Regions from separate parts of the Homo sapiens genome. Here region 1 is linked to region 2. The links are chromatin loops, found by intact Hi-C in ENCODE. Cell type or tissue: sigmoid colon. All regions are shown on one strand. Links, peaks and the distances in the headings refer to the core of each region. The heading gives the core; the rest is flanking DNA.

Region 1 (8,022 bases), core at 591-5,590, 63 kb after region 2:
TCGTCTGTAGTGGGACAGTGTGGACTAGGTCTCCCAAGGGTAAGTGGGCTTTGTCATGATCCACCACAGATGCGCCCCCCCACCAGACGGAATGAGGACAACCTGCTTCCCCTGCACTCGTACCCCTAGCTCAGCACTATCCAGACCTTCGCAGGGATTGTCTCCTTTGATTCTTGCAAGAATTCTCCAGGCACCTGTTACCAATGGGGAAACTGAGGCACGGGCAGTAATGCCATGAGTGGCAGGGCCGGTGTGGCCAGGAACAATGGTCTGGAGGAAGGAGGTTCGCTCTGAAGTTTGGAGGAGAATGCTTGTAAAACCTCTGTCCACCATACACTTTGGTAAAACGTCCTGGCCATCTCCATTCTCCATTCTCTCCTTTGATCCTCACAAGATCTCCGTGGGGTACGGGCTATGCCTGTCTTTACCTCACAGGTGAGGACTCTGAACTGACACACAGAGAGGGGAAGTGGCTTGTCTGGGGTCAGGCAGTAAGCAACTGTCTGGGCCAGGATTTGAACCAGGCTCAACTTCCACTTTCTGGGGAAAGGTCATTCCAGGCTAGCAGAGCACTCACTAACCGATTTACTGTGGGGTCCTGCTCACACCTCCTGGGTCCTACAGGGGCCCTGAGAGCCTGTGTAGAGGGCTGAGAGGAGTGGAAGGGAGGGCAACTTGGGCCAGGCAGGTGGACAGCTGGGGAGGAGACGGAAAAGGCCACTTCAAAATGCTAGAGTCACAGAGGCCAGAGGTTTTTGTCCTAGAGAGTGTCTTAAAGTTCAGCCAGGGCCGGGCGCGGTGGCTCACGCCTGTAATCCCAGCACTTTGTGAGGCCGAGGCGGGCAGATCACTTGAGGTCAGGTGTTTGAGGCCAGCCTGGCTAACATGGTGAAACCTCGACTCTACTAAAAATACAAAAATTAGCCAGGCACTGTGGTGCGCATCTGTAATCCAAGCTACTCGGGAGGCGAAGGCAGGAGAATCACTTGAACCCGGGAGGCAGAGGTTGCAGTGAGCTGAGATCGCGCCACTGCACTCCAGCCTGGGCTACAGAGCAAGACTCCATCTCAAAAAAAAAAAAAAAAAAAAAAAAAAAGGTCCAGCCAGCCCATTCTGCAGATGAGGCAAACTGAGGTAGCCCAGATACTTAGATTAGAAATCAGATCAGGACACAGCTGGCCTGCCTCGGAGCTCTAAAGTCCCAGGAGCTTCCAGGGGGTGAGGTCCAGAGGTGATTAAAGGGACACTGGGGGGCCAGAGGCCCAGAACCCATCCCAGCAGGCTGTGCCCTGGGGACAGAGGACTGTAGGGGTCTCTCCTGCCCTCCACCTCCACCCTCGCCCACCCCCCAGCACTCAGTAGTCACCAGGGTGGAATATTTTAGCACCTATAGAAAAACCGCCACAGACGGCCGTGGCAGCTGTTGCTAAGGAGACGCTCCCAAAATAGCCCCCCTCCGCCAACCTTTCCCGCTGCTGCTCCTGCTGTGGGGAGGGGAGGAGACCAGGCAGGGAGGGGGTGGCACATGAGTGTTCGCCCTAGGCTCACCCACCCACCCTGGCCCCTGGTGCCCACCCTGGCCCAAGACCTGGGCAGCCACAGGTCTGTGGAAGGGCAGGAGCTGTCCCATGCATGCCTGTGATCTCAGTCACAGTCCTCAGCTAGGGAAGAAGGTCACTCAGGTGATAGGAGAGGGGGGAGCAGAACCCCCGCACCCAAGACCCCCCAGCACACTCCCACACATACACAATTACAGGTTATCACAGTTCTCCACATCCACTGTACACACCACAAATACAGTCCCACGCATGCCCACCGAGGGGTACACACACATCAGCAAAGCTGCATCAGATGCACGGGTAAACGTCTGCCACAACTACACAACATCCACCTGCACACACACACCATGGAGCCGCAAAGACATGCTTTTATATCCACATATTCACACACCCATCCCAAATACACACGTACACCAATATATGCATGCCAGGCACACGGACACACACACACACCAGTGTACATATACCCTCACAGCACATGGACACACATATTCACAGATACACACAACTGTCCAAACACATGCCCAGCCTGTGGCATCTAAAGGGCAATCAGTTGTGTTACCCAGTAGACTCTGTCTGGGGTGCTGTGTCTTAGGGTTTCCAGAAATCCTTACTTAGTGGGGAACTTCTACAACCACAGGGCAGAGGGTAAGGAGGAGGTGGCAGGCAGGTGGATGAAGGGTTGTGTCTCTCTGAACCCCTTTAAGTCTGGGGACTAGATGATGACTGGTGCTCAGGAGAGCTGCCCTGGACCCACTTCTCGAAGGGGAAAGTGGAGTAGACTCTCACCCGCAGACTTGAAACTTCTGGGCACAGAGATTTCTGAGCCCCAGGGGCTGGGGCGATAAAGAGGACAAGATGGCAATTGGGTGGCAACTGTGATGGTCTGTGGCATGCGCAAGGCACGTTCCAGTTGGTGAGCCGCTTTCACACTCCATTATTTCACACGCTTGGTAACAGCTACTCTGAGATACTGGTGGAGGTGTCCCCATGTCTGAGTCTCAGAGAGGAGAGAGAACTCCACGACCACACAGTAAGTTACTAGCAGAGCTGGACCCATAACCCAAGGGGGTGCCAGCACCCAGCCCCAGTGCCTGGCACTTGGCTGCACTGCACGAACTTGGAAGGAGGCCACCGGGTGCAGGGCCTAGCTCTGCCCCTGATGAGCCCCGAGTTACTGGGGGGGCAGCCAGGCCCTCCATCTTCCCACCTGGAAAGCTGAGAATGAATCCCCAGGGGTGTTTTCAAGCAGCGGCTTGTGGCCACCGTCAGGGCTGGGGAGTGGTGTTTGCCGGAAGTCCTCGGAATGCCAGCGCAAGGACGAAGGGTGGCCCAGCCTCTCCCCTCCTCGTTTGGCCAGCCGCGGTCTCTCTCCAGCCTCGCTCTGTGACTCCTGAATCCGGGCTCCGGGTCTTCGTTCGCGCCTCGTCACTCTGGAGACGCTGCGAGCGGCTTGCGGTTGCCGTAGGAACCTCGCCAGGGCCTCCGCGAGGCGCACGACTCCGCGCGCTGAGAGCCGCGTTTTGGTCACCGAGAGACACCTGTCGCCAGCGGCGAGGGGTGGGGGCGTCGCGGCCCGGGTTATTATGCTTTTCTTTTTAATTGAGGTGTAACTTACAAATAGTACAGCGAACATCTTAAAAGTACAGCTCTGCGGGGCGCGGTGGCGCACGCCTGTAATCCAGCACTTTGGGAGGCCGAGGCGGGAGGCTCACTTGAGCCCAGGAGTTCGAGACCAGCCTGGGCAACATAGCGAGACCCTGTCTTTTAGAAAAAAATAACAGTGTAATGGCGTGCACCTGTAGTCCCAGCTACTCGGGAGGCCGAGCCGGGAGAATGGCTTGAGCCCAGGAGTTCGAGGCTGCAGTGAGCTATCATTCCTGTCACTGCACTCCTCCTCCAGCCTGAGCAACAAGGCGAGACCCTGTCTCTTAAAAAGAAAAAAAAAGGTACAGCTCGATTAATTTTTCAGACATACTCATAAAACTCGTGTTACCACCACCATGATCAAGACACAGAAGACTTCCAGGCCCTAGAAGTCTCACATCTTCAGGAATAAACCAGTGAGGGAGAGGTCACCATCTGAAACCCTGGAGTTGTCTGTTTTTGCCCCTCTCTGCTCTGGCAGACCCTCTTTGGGCCTCAGTTGCCTGTGAAGGGAAGCAAGGAGCTGAGGTGACGTGCATTGCGTGGTTTATATCTTGCAAATCGCTTTAGATATTTAGCTAACTTTAACCCGGATAACTATTGTATGAGGTCGGTACTTGGTTTATACCCAGGTTAATGATGTGAACACTATAACTTGGAGAGATTAGCTAGTCTAAATTCAGATAGCTCTTAGGTGGTGGAGTTTGAGGGCCTAACTCATCTGTCTAACCTTAATGCTCATCTTTTCCTTCTTCCCTTCCTTGGCCTCTACAGGCCGGGCGCGGTGGCTCACGCCTGTAATCCCAGCACTTTGGGAGGCCGAGGCAGGTGGATCACCTGATGTAAGGACTTAAGAGACCCGCCTGACCAACATGGTGAAACCCTGTCTCTACTAAAAATCCAAAAATTAGCCGGGCGTGGTGGCAGGCGCCTGTAATCCCAGCTACTCCGGAGGCTGAGGCAGGAGAATCGCTTGAACCCGGGAGGTGGAGGTTGCAGTAAACTGAGATCGCACCACTGCACTCCAGCCTGGGTGAGAGAGTGAGACTCCGTCTGAAAATAATAATAATAATAAATAATAATGAATGGTACAAGTAAAAGGCACTGAGGGGCGGGGGGGCAGGCCACGTCTTATCTCCTCGCCTTTGTGCAATTAGTACCTTCTACTGGGGACTCTCTTCTCTTCCCCAAGGTTTTGTCTCCGAGGCAAGCTCCTACACACCCTCCAAAGCCCACTAGAGCATCATTTGCCCTAAAGCCTTCTTTAAGAGCAGTCCTCCCAGGGACTCCCTCCAACAGACAGTGATTGCCATTTTTCCTCTGTGCGGTCCAGTCCGTGCACAGGCACCCACCTCCCACAGCACCAGAAAGGCCCCTGGAGGCTGCACCTAAGTTCAACCCTCAAGGCGCCTGGTGCCCAGCTGGTCTTCAGTAAATGTGTTTGTAACTAAAACGGGAAGAGAGGTTTTGAACCTTGGTGTTTATAACCTTGGTGTGTCAGTAAAATGCGGCCCGCTGCCCCTGCCTCCTGTCACTCAAAATATATTGAGCTGGGGAAAGAGCTTCCCGAACACCTGGGGTGGAACCGCAGGGAGAGGAAGGCTGGGCCCACCCCGCACTCGGTTAGGAAATGGACTCGTCCGCGCCTCCGGGCGGGCGGGACCTCAGGGGCTGCCTGGGAAGAGGTCATTCCTTCCACGGGGGAGCGTCCACTCGCCTAGGCCAGAGGAAGACTTGGCGGCCTAGAGGAAGCTCTAGGGAGCCCCGGAAGCCCGGGACATAGCTTTCCTTCCAGGCCCCTGCCCGGTGAGAGACAGCCAATTAAGTGGAGTGATTTTCACTTTACACCCCTATTTCCTTCCACACAGAATTGGAGGCAGTTTGCAGGATATTCCAAACAGTGGTGAAATATAAGAAAGGGCTAGGACCAGAAAAAGAGAGCGAGCGAGAGAGATTATATATACCTATTTTTAAAAAATAATTGAGCAAGTCCCCCATTCTCTCTTCCATAAATCTGACTTTGAACGTAGAATTTGCTTTGTTAAGTGAGAAGAAAACAGTCCTTGCCCTTTGAGCTAAAGGAAATTTCCCTCTTTGCTTTCCCCTGCAGCAGGCACATTTTTGAGTGTTGGGAAATTGAGGCTCAGAGACGTGAGGGACTTGCTGGAATCCACCCAGCAGCAGGGACAGATCGTGAATGACCATGCAGGTGGCCAGAGTGCTGGCAGGGGCTAGAGCCAAATGTTTTCCGTGAGTAAAGGGTTTCCCCTTTTCTCCATGGGGAGCTTTGAAAGTCTCCACCTGGGAGCCTAGTGGGCACAAAAGAGGTGGGGCTAATTACTGTGGACAGAGCCTTAGGACTTTGGGGAGAGGAGAGCCATGTGACTGACCTTGGGGAGCAAGAGACAAATTTGAGCCCCGATTTCCTCATCTGTAAAATAAGGACATAGTATCCATTTCATAGGGACATCAGGAAAACTGGATGCAAAGAGCAATGGCTAAGCACCTGCAATACTTCATTTCTTTTTGAGACAGGGTCTCACTGTCACCCACGCCCAGTTTCAAGTAGAGTAGCGCAATCTCAGTTCACTGCAACCTTGACCTCCCAGGCTCAGGTGATCCTCCCAACTCAGCCTCTCAAGAAGCTGTAACTATAGGCACGTGCTACCACGCCTGGCTAATTTGTGTGTGTGTTTTTTTTTTTTTTTTTTTTGAGACGGAGTCTCACTCTGTCACCCAGGCTGGAGTGCAGTGGCCTGGTGTTGGCTCACTGCAACCTCTGCCTCCTGGGTTCAAGCGATTCTCCTGCCTCAGCCTCCCAAGTAGCTTGGATTACAGGCGCTCGCCACTAATCCGGCTAATCTTTGTATTTTTAGTAGAGACGGGGTTTCACCATATTGGTCAGGCTGGTCTCGAACTCCTGACCTCAGGTGATCCGCCCACCTCAGCCTCCCAAAGTGCTGAGATTACAGGCGTGAGCCACTGTGCCTGGCCATAATTTTTGTCTTTTTTTTTTTTTTTTTTTTGTAGCAATAGAGTTTCACCAGGTCGCCCAGGTTTGTCTCAAACTCCTGGGCTCAAGAGATTTGCCCACCTGGCCTCCCAAAGTGCTGAGGTTACAGGCATGAGCCACTGCGCCTGGCCTCTTTTTAGTTTTTTCTTTTTGAGACAAGGTCTCACTCTGTCACTTAGTTTGGAATACAGTGATGTAATCATAGCTCACTGCCGCGTTCAACTCCTGGGCTCAAGCGATCCTCCTGCTTCAGCGTCTCAAGTAGCTGGAGCCACAGGTTTGTCACCATGCCCGGCTAATCTTTTTTTTATTTTCTGTTTTCTTAATTTTTTGTAGAGACAAGTCTTGCTGTGTTGCCTTGACTGGTCTTGTACTCCTGGCCTCAAGTGATCCCCCTGCCTCTGCCTCCCAAAGTGCTGGGATTACAGGTGTGAACCACCGTGACTGGCCTACATCTGTCTTTATTTTTCCCATTTATCAGATGAGAAAGCTGAGGCCCAGAGAGGGGACGTGGCAGGCTCAAGGCCACAGTGGCAGGCCTGGGACAAGGTCTAGCCCCTGGAGCCATTCAGCTTGGGTTCCTTCCCCTCCAGCACCACGGTCCCTCCTCAGACTCTCCCTGGCCTTGGCCAGTTTCCCTGTGGTCTTGAGGAAATAAAGGGAAGGGGAGGATCCAGCCTCATTCCAGCCCCACGTCCCCCCCAACACACACAGTGGGGGCTGCTTCCCAGGAGGACAGATGTTTTCACCAAATGGCACTTGCACGTGCTTTTCTCTGGCTTGGGGAGGAGGTGGGCGCTGAGAAGGAAATGCCAGCTGGTTGGGCAGAGACAACCGCAGCCACACCTGAGGGATTTAAATAGCCTCCGCCTTCTCTGGGCACCGGCTGAGGAGGAGGCATCTGGGCAGGGTTGGAGGGGAGCGGGGAACAGAAGGGCCATTCGGAACCTGCCGCAGCTCAGGGATGAGCGCCTGGCTCCTCCTCCCAGAGGGACCTGGTCTAGGCACCTCACCTCCCTGGACCTCGAGGTTCATCCCCTGCAAAGCGAGGCTCTGAAGGCCGCTGAACCACGTGCCTGTTGATGGAAAGAACCTGAGTAACAGGCCTGACCCATGCCTGGCACCCAGATGCTCAGTACTTGACGGCTATTGGGGTCACCACCTCCCTGCCAGGGCAGGAGGGCCTGCTGCTGAGTCTCTGACAAATGAGCGTCCACCGGCCGCTCACCCACCTCTCGCGACAGGGTGCTCATCACCTGCCATGGCAACCCACAGTGTAAGGGAATGATTTCATGGTAGACCGTGTGTTGGAATCTGGGCTACAGGACTGCTTGGTGTCTGTGTGACCTCAAGCAAGTTATTTAGCCTCCCTGCCTCGCTTTCCCCATGTGTGAAATGAGAATGAGGCCACTGCTTCCTCACAGTGCTGTTTAGATGAGTGCCTTTGGAACTTTACAGTTAAACACGATCCCCAGGGGATTCGTGTGCACATCGGAGTCTGATTCACCCGGGAATGCCTGGGGAGGGGCTGAGATTCTGCATTCCCAACAAGCGGTAGCAATGCTGCTGGTCTTTGGACTGCGTTTGGGGTCTCAAAGGACTGCCTTGGCTGGGCGCGGTGGTTCACGCCTGTAATCCCCGCACTTTGGGAGGCTGAGGCAGGCAAATCATCTGAGGTCAGGAGTTCGAGACCAGCCTGGCCAACATGGTGAAACCCCATCTCTACTAAGAATACAAAAATTAGCCTGGCGTGGTGGCGGGCGCCTGTAATCCCAGCTACTTGGGAGGCTGAGGCATGAGAAT
Region 2 (16,830 bases), core at 5,215-10,214:
AAGAAAGTGAGCATTACGAACACGCTAAGCTTACTGACAAGTACTTCACAAAAATGGTTTCCAATGTTTAAAAACATTTTAAAATCTTTACTCAGGTAAACGACAGAACTTAACTCATATACCCCCTAACACCTAAGGCAAGTGGGCTATTGAGTATAGCCATATTTTGAAAGAAACTTCTATTGGGATTATTTCAGTAGATACTTTTAAAATTTACCAGAGCATAATCTTTGAAACCCAGTGGGAACCACACTGCTACAAAAGGCTGGAATAGAAGTGTGATGTTCTTTAGGTCACTAATTACACACTGATTTGTGACTAAAGCTACCATGAATTCTACCACTACCTATAGATCTTGAAATTAGCAAATAGGACACATTATACACTGCTTAATAAAAAGCACAGTAATCTGTGCTTAAGTACAACTAACTAGGTACAACAGCCACTTTGCTGACAATTACTGTAACTTGGGAATATTTTTCTTTACATCCTGATGTACTCAAACTGTTAACTTTTAGAAACAGCACAGCCTCTTTGTTTCTTCTGCTTAATAGGTTATCTTACACTGTTGATATGGAATATGTATCTACCATAATACAAAGCAATAAGGTATTCAAGTCCTCAAAAACACAGAAAAATTATATTTATACACAATTTGTCATACTGCTAACAAAGCTACTTTTTCCCAAGTTACTGAGGTGTCCAAATAAGGAGTTATTAAAAAATTCAACTTAAATTGCTATTCTCTGGCCAATGCATTTGTACCCTGAAAACTACAAAATTATCTCCAAGACCTGGCTAGAAGTTTACATTTTCTCTGAAAGTTTTTCCTCTGTCTTTTACACACAGTATTTTTTCTTAATCTGACAAGTGGAGAAAACTCTGCATAGCCATCTACTAACAATCAAAAAGCTACAGGTTTTTTTATTTTTTATTTTTAATGCTCTAAATTCTTCAACACTGTTTCAAGGAAATTACTAGGGGTCACACCCACGAGGCTAAATGGTCAACCCAACTTTCCTAATTTAGCTGTGGAAAGATGCTTCCAAGTTAAGCGAAAGAAAAAGATTGGAATATTCAAAGTTTATATTTAAGGTTACAACCTAAACTCTTCAACTTGGGAAGCTTGTAAAGGAAATAATTTCATTTTGCTGAAATTGTTCATAAATTACCAATTTTAAATAGGATTAGAGACCAAAGTACTATAAAAATATAATCATATAGCATATTTGAGTGTCATTAACTAGAAACTGCCTGAATTCATCCTAAATCAGTTAAGGTCAGTTAAGGGATCTTAGTAAGAACTTAAAGTATAACATACTAGTTTTAGTTTCAATATTAACAGATACTGTCATCTGCAAAGTGGTTTTTAAAAACATCCTGATCTGAAAAAAAGTTATAAGGAAAGTGAATTTTTAAAAACTTTAATTAAGCAAGACTAAGCATTGCTATCCATTTCTCCTATTACTACTACTTAACCAGTACAACCTTAAATATCTGTAAAAATTTGACAGGCCTAACTGCACCAAAAAAAAAAGATTTCAGCAAATTAATTAACTGTTAATAAACTGTTCTATCTTTACCTGCACTAACTCTCTGCAATGAAAACACTGAACGTGTGTATACACACATCTATCTATATATATATACACACACAAATAACTATACCCACTACTAGACCAGTACACCATACCACTTTTTCCAATGAGCGCTCTGAATTAAACACAATTCAAGTAACCTAGCTAAATACAAGCTTAGGCAATGCCTTTTAAGGCATAAGATCATTCTTCTGCAAGATTTAAATATTCCCCTCCCCATCCTATCTTTTGCTGACTACATACTAAAGTTGTATATCTGGCTCTTTCCAGTCACCTGTTTGCTTTCAAAATCAAGGGGGAAAGTCTCCTTTCAATTAATAATACAATCATTGTTCAGTCGATTTATAAACTGAAGAAAAACTCTATATTGATTACAAAAGAAAGAAACACTTCTTCAGTATAACTGAGATGCTTTATGTTATCCTTATTTGATAGAGGTAGAAGTAAAAGTAACTATTATTCCTAATGCTGATTCAAGAAATGTCTAGAGTCTACATTTCCAGTCCATTTAACTACATTTTAAATTCCAAAGGTTTCCAGACACACCAGAAAATAATGGAACACCAATACAGAAACACTACACGAGTCTGTTAAAAACCTAGCTTCTGAGTCTGGGGGAGCTTTTCTATAGGAAGTACAGTCATGTGGAGGTCAGAAACAAGTTTTGTAAAGCTTAATAAGAACAAAGGCTAAGTAAGGAATCCAACTAACTCTCTCATACAACTTCTTCAGCTGCCCTTTCAGGTTTAGTAATTTTACTTCTCAACTTTATCATAAAATTACCAAACTGTCCCCAAATTTCCAGTAACTCAATTATGCTGATACCCTGGGCAGGAAGTAATGGAGATGTTCAGAACAGTCAGTCAACAAATGTTCAAATGGAAAGCATTCCAACATTAAATATAAAAGGGTAATATGTGGCGGCAGCTGGCTAGCGGGGGCTTCCCCCCTATTTATCTGGAAGATAGATGTGTACAATAATTGAGCATGTCATCGTGAGCTGCAGATTTTAGGAAAGAATGGTCCCTGTTCTTCCACTTTCTTAAAGTCAGATTTCTATCTCTCTTCGTGGTCTAAATTCAAAAACCTTTGCCCCAGATACCACTGCAAATTTGTCTGTTATTACTGGTTGGGGAAAAATAACCCAGTTCACCTTACTCCAAAAACATGAGCATTTCAGAAAAGTTTTTATTCTGCCTCTAAAATGAGGCCATTAAGTGATATTCAATAATCAGGCTTCCTTCACCCGAATTCAAGAAATTTCCTGCCGTCTTTGTGTAATAAACTTTTTTCTTCCATGTGCATTTTAATTTTAACACCCCTCCCCGCCGCAGAATCTGGAAAAGAGGTGTGCGGATCAAGACCCCTCCACCCGCCATTGTCTCAAGTTTAATTTACATGCTGTAACCAAACCCTTCACTCTTTCGAATATTTAACAAGATTGAGATTCCTTTAATTCCATGTTGGTAGCTGTTCTGTAAATACCTTTCAGGTTTTTATTTTTTAATATCCCAGTAATCTAAAAACTATTCTGTTGTTAGATTTCAATTGAAGGAACTGGATTTAAAATCTTATTACGTTTATTTTATCAGTGGAATACTCAGTTTATGCAACTGTCTCATGTTTTTCATTCCTACTTTCTAATTCTAAGGCTTGAAAACAGCCATTGCTCAGTCCTTCAGCTTCACCTTCCCAATTCATTCATTAAACATTCTGCTCAGGGATTAAACTGAAATGGGAAATTAGGAAAGAACCATTTAAAACAAATCATACCCAGCAACCTCAAAATCTATAACATACAGGCCATATGGGCATACAGGAAATGGGACAATTTGAATTTTTTTTTTTAAGCAAATGGAAACAAAGCTTCATATAAAACATAAAAAGGGTCCAATCATTTACTTTCAAATAGAGTCAGCTAAAAGTAGCTCCTTTTTTAAAGTGGCATCTTTCAGGCAGTCAAGAGTCATTAAAACTACTCCAAAGTTCTTATCAACCAATATCATGTTTGTGACAACTGTGAGAAAAGAATGTAATTTTATAAAGTGGGAAAACAGCACATCTTTTGGGACCCCTGAGGCTCTAATCAGGCATCTCAGAATTAAGAGTGCTCCAGGGTTGGGAAATGGCTACCCTGCTGTGGCGAAAACATGCCATTTCATAATAAACGTTGTTAAGAGAGAAAAAAGTGATAAGCATGTACCTGCAATGAGGAGATAGAACGACTTAGTCATTGCCAGGCCATTATATTCCTTAATTATTTCATCAGTCTATAAGTGACTTGATGATTAAGTCTTATTTTCAGATTTCCTCCAAAACAAGTCCACTGGAAGGGGATTAGGGGCTCCTACTCCTCCCTGAACTTTTCCTGCCAAAAATGGAGGCTCACAAAGAAAATGCAAATCTACCCCCACCTTAAAAAAGTAAAGGCAGTCAAAGTCAAAACCTTCACTGCTCCTCCTTCCTCCCCTACTACGTGGAAAAAAATTTTGACCTGTTACCAAAATAGATTCCTCAGGGTAAAGGGGAGAAAAGTTTTCTACAAATTTTTTCTAAGTGGTGTATTAGTTCCTTTTTTTGAGTAAGAAGTGAAAGGGAATAGGAACCCAACACAACTGCTAAACTTCGATCTCACAAGTTATTAAAAAACAGCAAAGGTCAAACTGCAAAGCGTTAGAAAAATGTGAAGACAAAAGGATTAAAAGAGTGGGACACTAAAGAAAAAAGTGTGTGTCCTTCACCAATAAAAGTCGTATCTTGTCCTCTACTTCCTCCTTCTGTAGGCAAATAAAGACAATTCTAAAGGACTAGCTTTCCTCATCATGCCAAATAATTAAAATTCCAAACAGATTATTAATCCTATTCTAACAATTAAAATAAATGATAAATCTGCCTTGTAACTACTGACAACTGTATTTTAAATAACTTACGGCCTCTTGAATTTAAATATAACCGATTAAAAATGGCAGCAACATCAGGGTTAAGAAACAAAATGAAACACTATTAGTCTCCAGAATATTGAACAAAACAATATCTAAAATAAATATGACTTCTCAGAAGGAAAAAAGTTATCTACCATTAAGGACATACCTTAAAAGTTCTTAGCACACATTAAGTAAGCACAAACTAGTGGCTTGCCTGTTATATTTTCAGACAAAAAGCAATGAGGTTATTCCTCTGCACTTGTCACTGCAGACACATAAAGGCTTTTAGAAACTACATCTATTACTCATTGTCTAAGTATCATAAAACTTAGCATTTTAAGTCTTGTTTGATATCAATCAAGAAAGAACATCCACTTCAGGGGAAAGAAGTACAGTAAAATAAGAACATTGTAAATGTCCCTCTTGACATATACAAAAGAGAAGGTAAAAGGCCTCCTAAGACCCCTACCTAGTGGCCAGGCCTGGACGGCAGCTGTTGCTACCTCACCTTTTCTTTTGTTGAGCTTAATCTCATGTCAAGTCATTCAACCAACTCAAAAGCGATGAAGACATTATTGAATCAATCTGAACTAAATCAGACCTAGGCTTCTTAAAACATACAGCTTAATGCTTCCAAACGATCTAGAAAACTAAGAAACCTAGCTACGCTGTAGGACACACTTTCATATGCGTCCGTGTGAAGAGACCACCAAACAGGCTTTGTGTGAGCAACATGGCTGTTTATTTCACCTGGGTGCAGGCGGGCTGAGTCCGAAAAGAGTCAGCAAAGGGAGATGGGGTGGGGCCATTTTATAGGATTTGGGAAGGTAATGGAAAATTACAGTCAAAGGGGGTTGTTCTCTGGTGGGCAGGGGTGGATCTCACAAAGTACATTCTCAAGGGTGGGGAGAATTACAAACAACCTTCTTAAGGGTTGGGGTCACGGCACCAAATTTCATACACGTCCGTGTGAAGAGACCACCAAACAAGCTTTGTGTGAGCAATGGCCTGGCCTGGGCTCAGAGGCCTGACACACACAGTGGCCAATTATACAGGACCCCCAAACTGGCCAGTGGACCACTGCAACCGCCATTTACTTTCTCCGCTGCAAGCACCATAGGCTGATTCAGGAAGATAAACTGAGGCTCAAGGAATTTCGAAGTGGAACAATACACCAAAGCCTTAAACCTGAAATGACTATCCTTTTCTGGGGGGTGGGGGGGAAAGAAAAAGAAAAAAAAGTTTCTGGGGCTCTCAGGGTGGCCCAGATGCCAGGGTCCCAGAAGTGGCCTTTTCTAGCTCCTGTAACTAAACCTGGCGGAAAACTCCCCGCCTGCTCACCCCATCCGCCCAAGAATGCGCCTTCCCGTCTTCGGTGGCCCTACCCAGAATCCCAAAATGTGGATTCCAACCCAGGCCCTGAACGTCTTCTCAAATCCCCGGGACTTACGTTGCGGCGCGCGCCCCGCTGTCGGGTCTTGCCCCTCGGGCGGTACCGCCCAGGCAGCCCTAAATCCAGCCTCCCAGGCCCCCAGCAGCGCCCTCCGCCCCTCCACCATCCCGTCCGGCTCGCAGTCGGGGCCAAATCGAGAGACAAGAGGGCTGTGCCTGAAACTGAGCGGTTTCACCACTTGGCACCTCCTGGCAGAAACTTCCCTTTAAAAAAAGAAAAGAAAAAAAAAAAAAGCAGCAGCACTTTTGGGCTAGCATTTCAATCCTTCCTGCCCTTTAGAGTTCCCAGTTCTGCTTCCAGCTGCCTTTGGGTGTTCCACTACAATTGAGTTGTAAAGATATTCTTTAAGTGTTTATAGAACATTAAGACTTAAGAAAAATCTTTAAAATTAGAGGAGGGAAAAAAAAGCCACCTTATCGCACACATCCAGGAAACGCAGCCCCGTGCATCCCTGCTCAGGGATAAGCAGGCGCCCCAGGACTCCCGGGGACAGATTTTTGGGCACCCGAGGGAGTCACCCGGCGCACCTCGGGGTCCGCGGAGAGGCCCAGCCCCTCCCGCGGTCCCTTAGACGCGCCCTCCGCCTGGCCCGTGTGGACCGTCCCGGCCATTGTTTACGGGGGAAGCCTGTCCCGACGCATTGTTTTGGCCATTTCCAACTTCCCCCGGCCCTTCCCGGGGTATCGCGGGGGACCCTACGCCAACGTCCCCCCTCCGCCCGCGCCCCAAGGGCCGACTGGGCAAATTGGGAGACCCGCCCCGCGGGGCGACCCAACTTTTCGGAACAGCCCCCCACCGCCCACCCCCGCAGACCCCCGGACCCCCGCTCCCGGCGGAGATTCAGGGAACCCCGCACCCCAAGCCCTTCTGAATCGTGCGGCGTGAGTGTGACGGCCAAGAGCGGATGCAGCCCGGGATCGCCCGCACCTTCCCGCCAGCGGAAGCGCAGGAGCCGGCTGGGGAGGGGGCGCCCTAGAAAGAGCAGCTAGAAAGCTGAGACGGGGAACTGAGGTCATCCTGGGGGGGGACAAGACAACGAGAGCCGGGCGCCTCGGGGGCGGCGCGGGAGCCTCCGCAGGACCAGGCGGGCGCCCCGGCTGGCGCGGGCGGGGGGCGCCCCCCTTTACCTGTGGCTCCGGCCCCTCGGCCATTTCCTCGCGCGGCGGCTGCCGGGACTGAGCTGACTCCACTCGGGCCGGCCGGGTTTGAAAGAGGAGGAGCGGGCGCGGAGGGGAGGGGGCGGGGAGGGCGGAGGGAGGGAGGCCTCGCGCAGTTTTCTCGGCCTTTTGTGCGGACACCTCCCGGATTCCGCGCCCGCACCCGGCCCCCCAAAAGACACGGGGAGCCGCAAGCGAGGGGTGCAGCCATCTGCCGAGGCGCCTAGTGCCTTCGCGCCTCCAAGACCCCCAACAAAAAAGGAGCGTCCCGCACCCCCACCCCCGCCCGGAGGATTTAGGGGCCGGGCTCACCTCGGGCGCGGGGCTAAGTGCAGGCGCGGGGGGGGTCCCTAGAGCCGCCAGGGCGCGGCGCGTCCGGCGCTGGGGGACTGTTGGGTCAGAAAGTGTTCAGGGAGCAGCTGCTGCGCCCTCCCTCGGCCCGCCGCTCGGAGACGCCCCGCCCCGCCCCACCCCGCCCCCGCGCCCACGTGACTAGCATAGGCCCGCCCCCGCTCCGCCCCCCGCCACAGACTCCGCCTCCGGGACGCGAGCGAGCGGCGAGCGCGCGCACTCCCAGTTATCGCTCGGCGACTCCCGCGCACGCACGCGCCGTGCCACCCTCCCCGCGCCCCCCGCCCCATACCCCTACTCCCGCCATCCGATTTAACGTGGCGGGCGAGCGCCGCGGCGGTAGCCGTGACAGGTACCCGGCGGGGGGGGCGGGGGGGGCCGCGAGGGTGTGCGCAGGCGCAGACCCGGGTCCCGTCCCCGCCGCCCCCTCCTCTGCAAGGTGTGCCCGGGCGAGGGGAGGGGCCCGCGGCCCGAACTCCTGGGTCACCCCGAATTACAAACAAAACCTTAACGCCGTTGCTCGCGGGTTAGAAGGCAGCTGTGCGCGAAAAACACCTCAGATTTTCTTCAAGCGTGAGGAAGGTCGAGAAGATAAAGTTTTTAAATGAGTATCTTCAGAAAGCTATTTAATTGTTCTGATTTTTTTTTTTCTGAAAGGACTGGGCTTGCGCTATTCTAACTTGAGATTTCTAAACTTAGACTAGGTTCCAAGAATCTACTTGGTTTTGATAGAAATCCATTTGGAGGAAACCGGGGACAAAAAAAAACAAAAAACCGCTACCCTTTCCCCTCCTCCCTACGCACAACTCATTTAAATCGTTTCCCAACTGTTTTTTTTTTCTTACTGAAAAAAAGGACAAAAAAAATCCTGATTCCTAAGGCCTGTGATATTTCCCCATTTTAAGTAAGCCTCGAGGAACCACAGACATAACAAACATATCCACAATTTTTCTACCCCAAAATGCAAACTAATGCAAATGTGAAATGGATCTATGCAAGTCGCTACCAACAAAATAGCCAAATATTTGTTTTTTTACTGGCCTTCGGCATATCCAAAATGAAAAAACTTTAAAACACATCAAGAAAAGCATTTAAAATATCTATTTCCTAAATCAAAAGAAAGAACGCACTACAGAAACGATCCGGAGCTGGTGAGCAATGCAATCTTAATAAATAGGAAAAGGAATTTGAGAAGACAGCTCAGCAAAGGGGAAGAATTTGCCAAGTGTCATGTTTTGCTGTCATTTTATATATAACTACTAACCCCCCATATGGTCTGGTTAGTCTTTTTTAAAAAGGAAGCCAATCAATTACTCACAATTAATTAGCAGTGCCGGTAGATTCTTAGGCCAGCACTAAAAAACTAAATTGGGTGAATTTTTTTTCACTCAAGTCCACTGATATTGATCACTTTTAGTATTAGGAGTCCTTTTCTGACAAAAGATGAATACCTATCTTTAAAATATATTTTTTAATCTTATTGTCACATTCTAAAACACAGTCCAAAAACACTTCATAAACAAGAAACTTCATTTAACTTTATGAAAACAAATGACTATGAGCCTTGCTACACAACAAAGAAACTATGAACAAGTGCAACCAGGTTGAGCCTTTAAGTGTAGCCTCATTCTACATGTTAATGGATAACCTTTGAACTCTGAGAACTTGAATGCTGTAAACACAATAGCACTGACAGTTAAAAATTCCAGTGTCAAAATCGAGCAAAAAGAAAAGTCCAAACTTTTCAGGGGGAATAGGGAAACAATCAAATATTTTGACAAATAATCGTTTCAGTAAGAACAAGGAGATTCCTGGCTCTCAGACCTTGTTGCTACTGAATTATTTTCTGAGCAAAAACGGTTGTGCTTGTTTTCCCCCTGTGCCCTCCAAAGCTACCACTTTGTTCACATTATAGCATCATGATTTGTTACTGTTTCGCTGCCTCCCTCAAAAAAAAAAAAGTGCCTTATTATGTTGTAGCTTTTAAAATTGAAAGATGATTATATTCACTGATCTATCCGCTAAGAGTTTTATTTATATGTGATCCTCCTTATGTTTGAGCAAAGAATTACAAAGAACCTTGTCCTGGAGTCGTGCCAACGAAACTGGGAAATCGTTGCAAAATTCTGCCAGTGACTGACTGCTGGGTTGCAAATACATACTGTGTTTTCAGAAGAACATAGAGGGATCTGAATTCGTCCGGGAGGGCTTCCCTGAGACACATTCTTCCCTTAGAATGTGAGACTCATACCTCCCATTTATTTGGAAAGCATGTATAGTTCAAACAATTAAAATATGGAAACTCCAAAAGTAACAGGAGAACACTGCAAACATTTGGTTTTGTAATAAAAGCTAGAAACTCATAACTGCATGAAGTGAAAATTGAAAATCGAACGTTGGTCTTCCTATGCTTAGCTCCACCCACAAGAAATCCAGCTTTGCCATCACTCCCTTCCTAGGCCATCTCTAAAGGAGTCAGGTGCTACTAGATGCCAGCAAAAAAAACAAAGAATGGAACCAAAAGAGAAGCTCTGCACATGGTACTTGGAGAAGGGGCAGAAAAGCCCCACTTCACCTTGGTTCAATGCAGCAAACATCAGCTACACCTCATTTTTCACAATTGTCCAAACAGCTCAGGCAGAGCTGACGAGGAGGGTCAGCACCTTCTGCCACCTCCTGCTGCTGAGCTGTGCACCTGTCCCGCAGTTAACTTTCTCTGAGCTGAGTCAACCTGAGCCCACCTGTGGGGAGCCCAAAGCTTGGTGGAGACAGATGCCAGCTGGGGCCCTTTGTTGGGAGAAGCTAAAGGACCTGGTGACTGCATGTGGGGGCAAGAAAAGGAAGACTCCAAGGGTTTGCTCAGGACTCTGGCCCAGGAAATGGGGGACTGTGGGACTGGAAGGGGCCTGGTGGGGAGCAGCAGGGGGTGCTGAGCTTGTTTGGCACCCTCTGAGCTGGAGAAGTGTGTGGAGGCTGGGAGAGGGGCCCAGAGGGACTGGAGGTATAGACAAGACATGCTCCCAGCTTCCCTGGGTCGCAGGCCAGGCACTATTTGATAGATGAGATCATCGAGTTCCAGGGAGGAAGGAGAGCGGGCCATGTCACCAAGGTCACCCAGTGATGAGCATCCCTGCCGACAGGAGTCCAGCTATCCCAGTCCCTCCACAGTCCCTGGGACTTTGCTGCTGAGGGGCTCGGGCTCTCCGGGCGGGAGTCCCAAAGACAGGAACAGGGCAGACTTAGAGCCCACATGGAGGCTGATTCTTTGGGCGGCCTTGGGCAAGTCTCTTCACCTTTCTGAGGCTCAGTTGCCGCACCTGTGGGTGTGAAATGCCTCCTTCCATAAGGGTTGGAAGGATTAAACTAGAGTTTATTTTTATTTTTTATTTATTTATTTATTTTAATGTCATAGCGCTGGACCCAGCAGCAGGTATTTAGTAAGCCCGGCGGGTGGTGAGCATGTCCTCCCCTTCCCCTTCTGGCTGAAGCAGTTAGGAAGGCTGCCTGGAGGAGGCAGGCCTTGAAGGTAAGGGCTGATTCAGAGAGACTCAGAATGAGCACAGGAGAGACTGCCGGGCTCCCCCTGGCCCCGGGGCCCCTGAACACAGGCCAAGGGCTGTGGACCTTCTGTTGTCACAGCTGCCCATCCAGGCCCCACAGCACTGGAACCGTAGCCAGAGAGAGCTCTGCCTGAGAATGGGACAAGAAAACAAGCCCAGCCGGGCGCGGTGGCTCGAGCCTGTAATCCCAGCACTTTGGGAGGCCGAGGTGGGCAGATCACGAGGTCAAGAGATCAAGACCATCCTGGCCAACATGGTGAAACCACATCTCTACTAAAAATACAAAAATTAGCTGGGTGTGGTGGTGCTTGCCTATAGTCCCAGCTACTCGGGAAGCTGAGGCAGGAGAATCGCTTGAACCTGGGAGGCGGAGGTTGCAGTGAGCTGAGATCATGCCACTGCACTCCAGCCTGGGTGAAAAAAAGAAAAGAAAAGAAGGAAGGAAGGAAAGAAAGAGAGAAGAAAGAAAAGAAGGAAGGAAGGAAGGAAGAAAGGAAGGAAAGAAAAAAAAAGAAAAGAAAAGAAAAAAGAAAAGAGAGAGAAGCCCTGATTGCCACCAGCAGCTCATACCGATTGGCCCCAAGCCTGGCCAGCGAATGTTCAAAAAGCCTCCCTGACCCCATTGCATCTGCTCTAGGCAAAGTCTTGTTTTCTGGAAGGAAAGCAGCATTTATTAAAGACACTGCTCTGCTCTCACGCTTGCATGAGCCTCTTGCCCATGACGTTGCTGCCCTGAGATGCAAGTACCATTACTACCCTCAGGGAAGGAGAGGTCTTGCCGAACCCAGCATCTTGACTGCAGAGCTGGGGCTCTAACCACTGGGCTGCTGCCTTTTGTAAATGAATGGCTCCCCATCTCCTGCGAGCTCCTGAGGGCAGAGCGGAGTCTCCCCTGTGCCTGGCATGGGCCCTGCATTCAGCAGCCTCCTCAGGAATTTTGAGTAAGTGAATAAAGACATGTAAGGGTGACAGTTCAGTTTCAGAGTGACCCAGAGGCATCGCCCTAAGATGCAAAGATGCAGTGGATCTGAACAGTTGGAGGCGGAATCACCTGGGAATGTATAGAGTAGCTTCCAGAAGGACACACAAGGGACCAGGCACGGTGGCTCATACCTGTAATCCCAGCATTTTGGGAGGCCAAGGCGGGCAGATCACCTGAGGTCAGGAGTTGGAGACCATCCTGGCCAACATGGCGAAAACCGTCTCTACTAAAAATACAAAAAATAGCCGGGCATGGTGGTGCACGCCTGTTAGCCCATTTACTCAGGAGGCTGAGGCAGGAGAATTGTTTGAACCTGGGAGGCGGAGGCTGCAGAGAGCCAAGATCACGCCACTGCACTCCAGCCTGAGCAACAGAGTGAGACTCTGTCTCAAAAAAAAAAAAAAAAAAAGGACACACAAGGAATTGGCACCGGGGGTTGTGTCTGGGAATGGGGGTGGGAGGGAGACATACTTTTCTGCTTGAATGTCTGTGTTACATATTATAATGTGGTATCATTATAATGCGTCACCACGCGCAGGTCCATGAATGAATGCGGAAGTCAGTCGTCACCCGGGAGCTCCCTGGGCATGTGGACTCCTGGGCTGCAGCCCCAAAGGGAGGAAGCAGCAGGGCTATGGGTGGCAGGGGCCAGGATGAGCTCCTGGGTGATTCTGTCACAGGTGGCCCTGGACCACACTTAGGAACAAAATCGCCAGCTGGGTCCTCTTCCCACCGGCCACCCAGCCAGGCTCATTTGCATGATCTTTTGCATATATTTGCATGACTTCCCTGGTTCCAAATAAAGCCTGTTAGTCCTTATCCTCACTTCTGCTGGGTGCTGAGCAAAGCTTCTTCCCTCCCGCCCTCCCCTAGCACTGCCCCCGCCCAGACCTGGCTGGCCTGGACTAACCCCGTCCTTCTCACCTCCTAGCCCCAGTCAAATATGTCATCCTTTGACCCCATCTCCACTTTCTCCTAGTCCCCCAAGGCCTGGCACACACACATCACCTCCCCCACCCCAGAGCCGAAAGCCTGTTCTCAGTCCCACACTCGTTTTTTTTTTTTGTTTGTTTTGCTTTGTTTTTGAGACAGGGTCTCACTCTGTTGTGCAGGTTACAGTGTAGTGGTGTGATCTCAGTTCACTGTAACCTCTGCCTCCAGGGCTCAAGCGATCGTCCCACCTCAGCCTCCCAAATAGCTGGGACGACAGGCCCTCGCCACCACACCTGGCTAATTTTTGTATTTTTTGTAGAAGCAAGGTTTCGCTATGTTGCTGAGGCTGGTCTCAAACTCCTGGACTCAAGTGATCTGCCCGCCTTGGCCTCCCAAAGTGCTGGATTACAGGAGTGAGATACCATGCCCAGCCCAGTCTCATAATCTTTAGCCCCTCTTCTGAACTCCCAAAACACTGGTCCCCTCTTTTTTTTTTTTTTTTTTGAGATGGAGTTTCATTCTTGTTGCCTAGGCTAGAGTGCAGTAGTGCAGTCTCGGCTCACTGCAACCTCCACCTCCCGGGTTCAAAGGATCCTCCTGCCTCAGCCTCCGGAGTATCTGGGATTACAGGCACGTGCCACCATGCCTGGCTAATTCGTATTTTTAGTAGTGACGGGGTTTCGCCACGTTGACCAGGCTGGTCTTGAACTCCTGAACTCAGGTGATCCGCCTGCCTTGGCCTCCCAAAGTGTTGGGATTACAGGCGTGAGCCACTGCATCCGGCCCGGTCCCCCTCTTTTCAGTGCTTCTGTGTCCTCCTAAACATCCACTGAGCACCCAGGGCTAAGGCAGGCCCCTTGCCCATCTCATTCTCCCTAATCCTCCAGGGACTCTGTGAGACAGGACTCCACTGGGCCCATTTTACAGATGAAGAAACTGAGCCTCAGGAAGGTCCCATCACTTGCCAGAAAGTGGCGGCTCTTTCCATCCCACCAGCCTGCCTCTGCAAATGGCCCCGTGGCATTTTCGCTCATCTCAAGTGAATGTTATTTGGGTTTTGTTTTGCTTCACTTGCTGTAATTAGGTCTTTGAAATTATGCAAGTCATATGCACTTACTGTAAAAACATTAAAACCGCTGGGTGCGGTGGCTCACGCCTGTAATCCCAGCACTCTGGGAGGCCGAGGCGGGTGGATCACGAGGTCAGGAGATCAAGACCATCCTGGCTAACACGGTGAAATCCCGTCTCTACTAAAAAAATACAAAAAATTATCCGGGCGTGGCGGTGGGTGCCTGTAGTCCCAGCTACACGGGAGGCTGAGGCAGGAGAATGGTGTGAACCCAGGAGGCGGAGCTTGCAGTGAGCCGAGATCCCGCCACTGCACTCCAGCCTGCGTGACAGAGCTAGATTCTGTCTATAAAAAAACAAAAACAAAAACAAAAAAAACACAACACTAAAACCATCCAGGAATATTTGGGTAAAATATAAGTCTCCTCCTTGAATGCACCTGTCCCCCAATAACACTTTTTTTTTTTTTTTTTTGAGACAGAGTCTTGTTCTGTGGCCCAGGCTGGAGTGCAATGGCACGATCTCGGTTCTCTGCAAACTCCGCCTCCTGGGTTCAAGCGATTCTCCTCTCTCAGCCTCCTGAGTAGCTGAGATTACAGGCACCCGCCACCACCCCTGGCTAATTTTTGTATTTTTAGTAGAGATGGGGTTTCACCATGTTGGTCAGGCTGGTCTCAAACTCCTGATCTCGTGATCCGTCCACCTTGGCCTTCCTAAGTGCTGGGATGACAGGCGTGAGCCACCGCGTCCGGCCTCCCAATAACACTTTCTAGGAAGAGCCACAGTGAACAGTCTGGGGTCTCCTTCCAGAACTATTGACCTACAGACATGATATATTCAAATATATAGACATAATTTTTATTGTAAGATATACATGCAAAAGACATACAATTTTAAAAAAATAGAGATACCATGTACTCATCACCCATAAAAACTGCTAACACCTGAATTATACCCCTGTATGTCTCTATGCCTGCACCTCCTCTTTTCTCTCTATTTATTTCTGAGACAGAATTTCATTCTTGTTGCCCAGACTGGAGTGCAATGGCGTGATCTCAGCTCACTGCAACCTCCGCCTCCCGGGTTCAAGCAATTCTCCTGCCTCAGCCTCCCAAGTAGCTGGGAATACAGGTGCCCGCCACCACGCCTGGCTAATTTTTTGTATTTTTAGTAGAGATAGGGTTTCACCATGTTGGTCAGGCTGGTCTCCAACTCCTGATCTCAGGTGATCCACCCGCCTCAGCCTCTCAAAGTGCTGGGATTATAGGTGTGAGCCACCATGCCCAGCTGTATTTCTCTTTTTTCTTACTATTAGCCACATATATGTTCCTTAAGTAATAAGTGTAAGATGAGAATTGCTCAATTATTGTGTGTGCAACATGTTCAACTTTATTAGGCAAGGCTAAACTATTTTTGCAGGAGATTGAACCAGTTCATACTCCCGCCCAAAGCAGATGAGAGTCCTCACTGATTCATTTCCTTGCCAAATCTGAAACCGTTCAATTTCATAATATCTGCCAAGCCAGTGAGAGTAAAATCCCAACCCACTGCGGCTTTAATTTACATTTCCCTTATTACTAATGATATTGAATATCTGTCTTGTTTATATCTTCTTTTTTTTTTTTTCTTTGATGGAGTTTCGCTCTTGTTGCCCAGGCTGGAGTGCAATGGCATGATCTCAGCTCACCACAACCTCCGCCTCCCGGGTTCAAACTATTCTCCTACCTCAGCCTCCCAGGTAGCTGGGATTATAGGCATGCACTACCATGCCGGTTAATTTTGTATTTTTAGTAGAGACAGGGTTTCTCCATGTTGGCCAGGCTGGTCTTGAACTCCCCACCTCAGGTGATCCGCATGCCTCAGCCTCCCAAAGTGTTAGGATTACAGGCGTGAGTCACCACACCTGGCCCCTGTTTATATTTTCTATATCCTTAGTGATTCTTTCATCTTTTTGATGTGTCAGTCACTGAATGTTTGTCATAAAATCTCTAATTATATTGGCACCAGCATTATCGAAAGAAAGGAAAAAAAACTCTGTTTAGAATAATGGATTTGTTAGCTTCTCCTTGATTTGCTTTATATAGTTTGAGGTTGTGTTATCAGGTGTATAAGAGTTCAGAATTGTTTTTATCTTCCTGGAGTTATATACTCCTTCTTTGTTTCTAATAATACTTTTGCCTTGAAGCCTAGTTTGTCTGTTATTAATACAATGAAAAATCTTTTGGTTTTAATCTTTTTTTTTTTTTGAGATGGAGTTTCGCTCTTGTTGCCTGGGCTGGAGTGCAGTGGCGCGATCTCAGCTCACCGCAACCTCTGCCTCCCGGGTTCAAGCGATTCTCCTGCCTCAGCCTCCCAAGTAGCTGAGATTACAGGCATGCGCCACCACACCCAGCTAATTTTGTATTTTTTTAGTAGAGACGGGGCTTCTCTGTGTTGGTCAGGCTGGTCTCAAACTCCTGACCTCAGGTGATCTGCCTGCCTCAGCCTCCCAAAGTGCTGGGATTACAGGCGTGAGCCACTGCGCCCGGCCCTCACCTCGGCCTTTCAAAGGGCTGGGATTACAAACGTGAGCCACCGTGCCTGGCCTCAATGTCTCTTAAATCTCATTCAATCTATAGGTTCCTACTCTATCTCTTCTATTTTCCTTGCAATTTGTTAGTTGGGGAAACCAGGTCATTTGTCCTTCATATAAAATATTTTGTTTAATGAAATTATATAGATAATGATCTTTAGAAATACATCTTGGATATAACAAGTGTTGGAGAGGACGTGAAGAAAAGGGAATCCTTGCATATGGTTGGTGG

What was found. Hi-C counts contacts between places; a loop is a spot of excess contacts. Peaks named below come from ENCODE experiments on the same cell type or tissue, not always from the same donor. Only the 100,000 strongest peaks of a DNase experiment are listed, where the experiment ranks them.
Region 1: a loop joins it to region 2, with 2.6 times the contacts of the local background. A loop is called at or near these places in 4 of 110 quality-filtered maps.

Annotation. Positions count from the first base shown.
Region 1 is chr22:38,458,718-38,466,739 of GRCh38, forward strand. LOC124905116 (a long non-coding RNA gene) reads right to left here and starts at 2,951. Exons shown (of 2, transcript XR_007068096.1): 1 at 2,770-2,951. RefSeq lists enhancers at 2,690-3,190, 4,761-5,260, 6,687-7,188. In sigmoid colon, for the core only: no CTCF peak of the experiment used is centred there; a DNase peak (open chromatin) is centred at 2,964; H3K4me3 peaks cover 707 bases; H3K27me3 peaks cover 4,493 bases.
Region 2 is chr22:38,391,336-38,408,165 of GRCh38, forward strand. It overlaps TPTEP2-CSNK1E (TPTEP2-CSNK1E readthrough), which reads right to left and starts at 7,580. Exons shown (of 15, transcript NM_001289912.2): 1 at 7,103-7,580. It also overlaps the pseudogene TPTEP2. RefSeq lists enhancers at 6,309-7,092, 12,177-12,678, 12,679-13,178, a silencer at 7,358-7,637 and a cis regulatory region at 12,805-12,991. In sigmoid colon, for the core only: no CTCF peak of the experiment used is centred there; DNase peaks (open chromatin) are centred at 6,050, 6,945, 7,166 and 7,606; H3K4me3 peaks cover 2,850 bases; H3K27ac peaks cover 1,954 bases.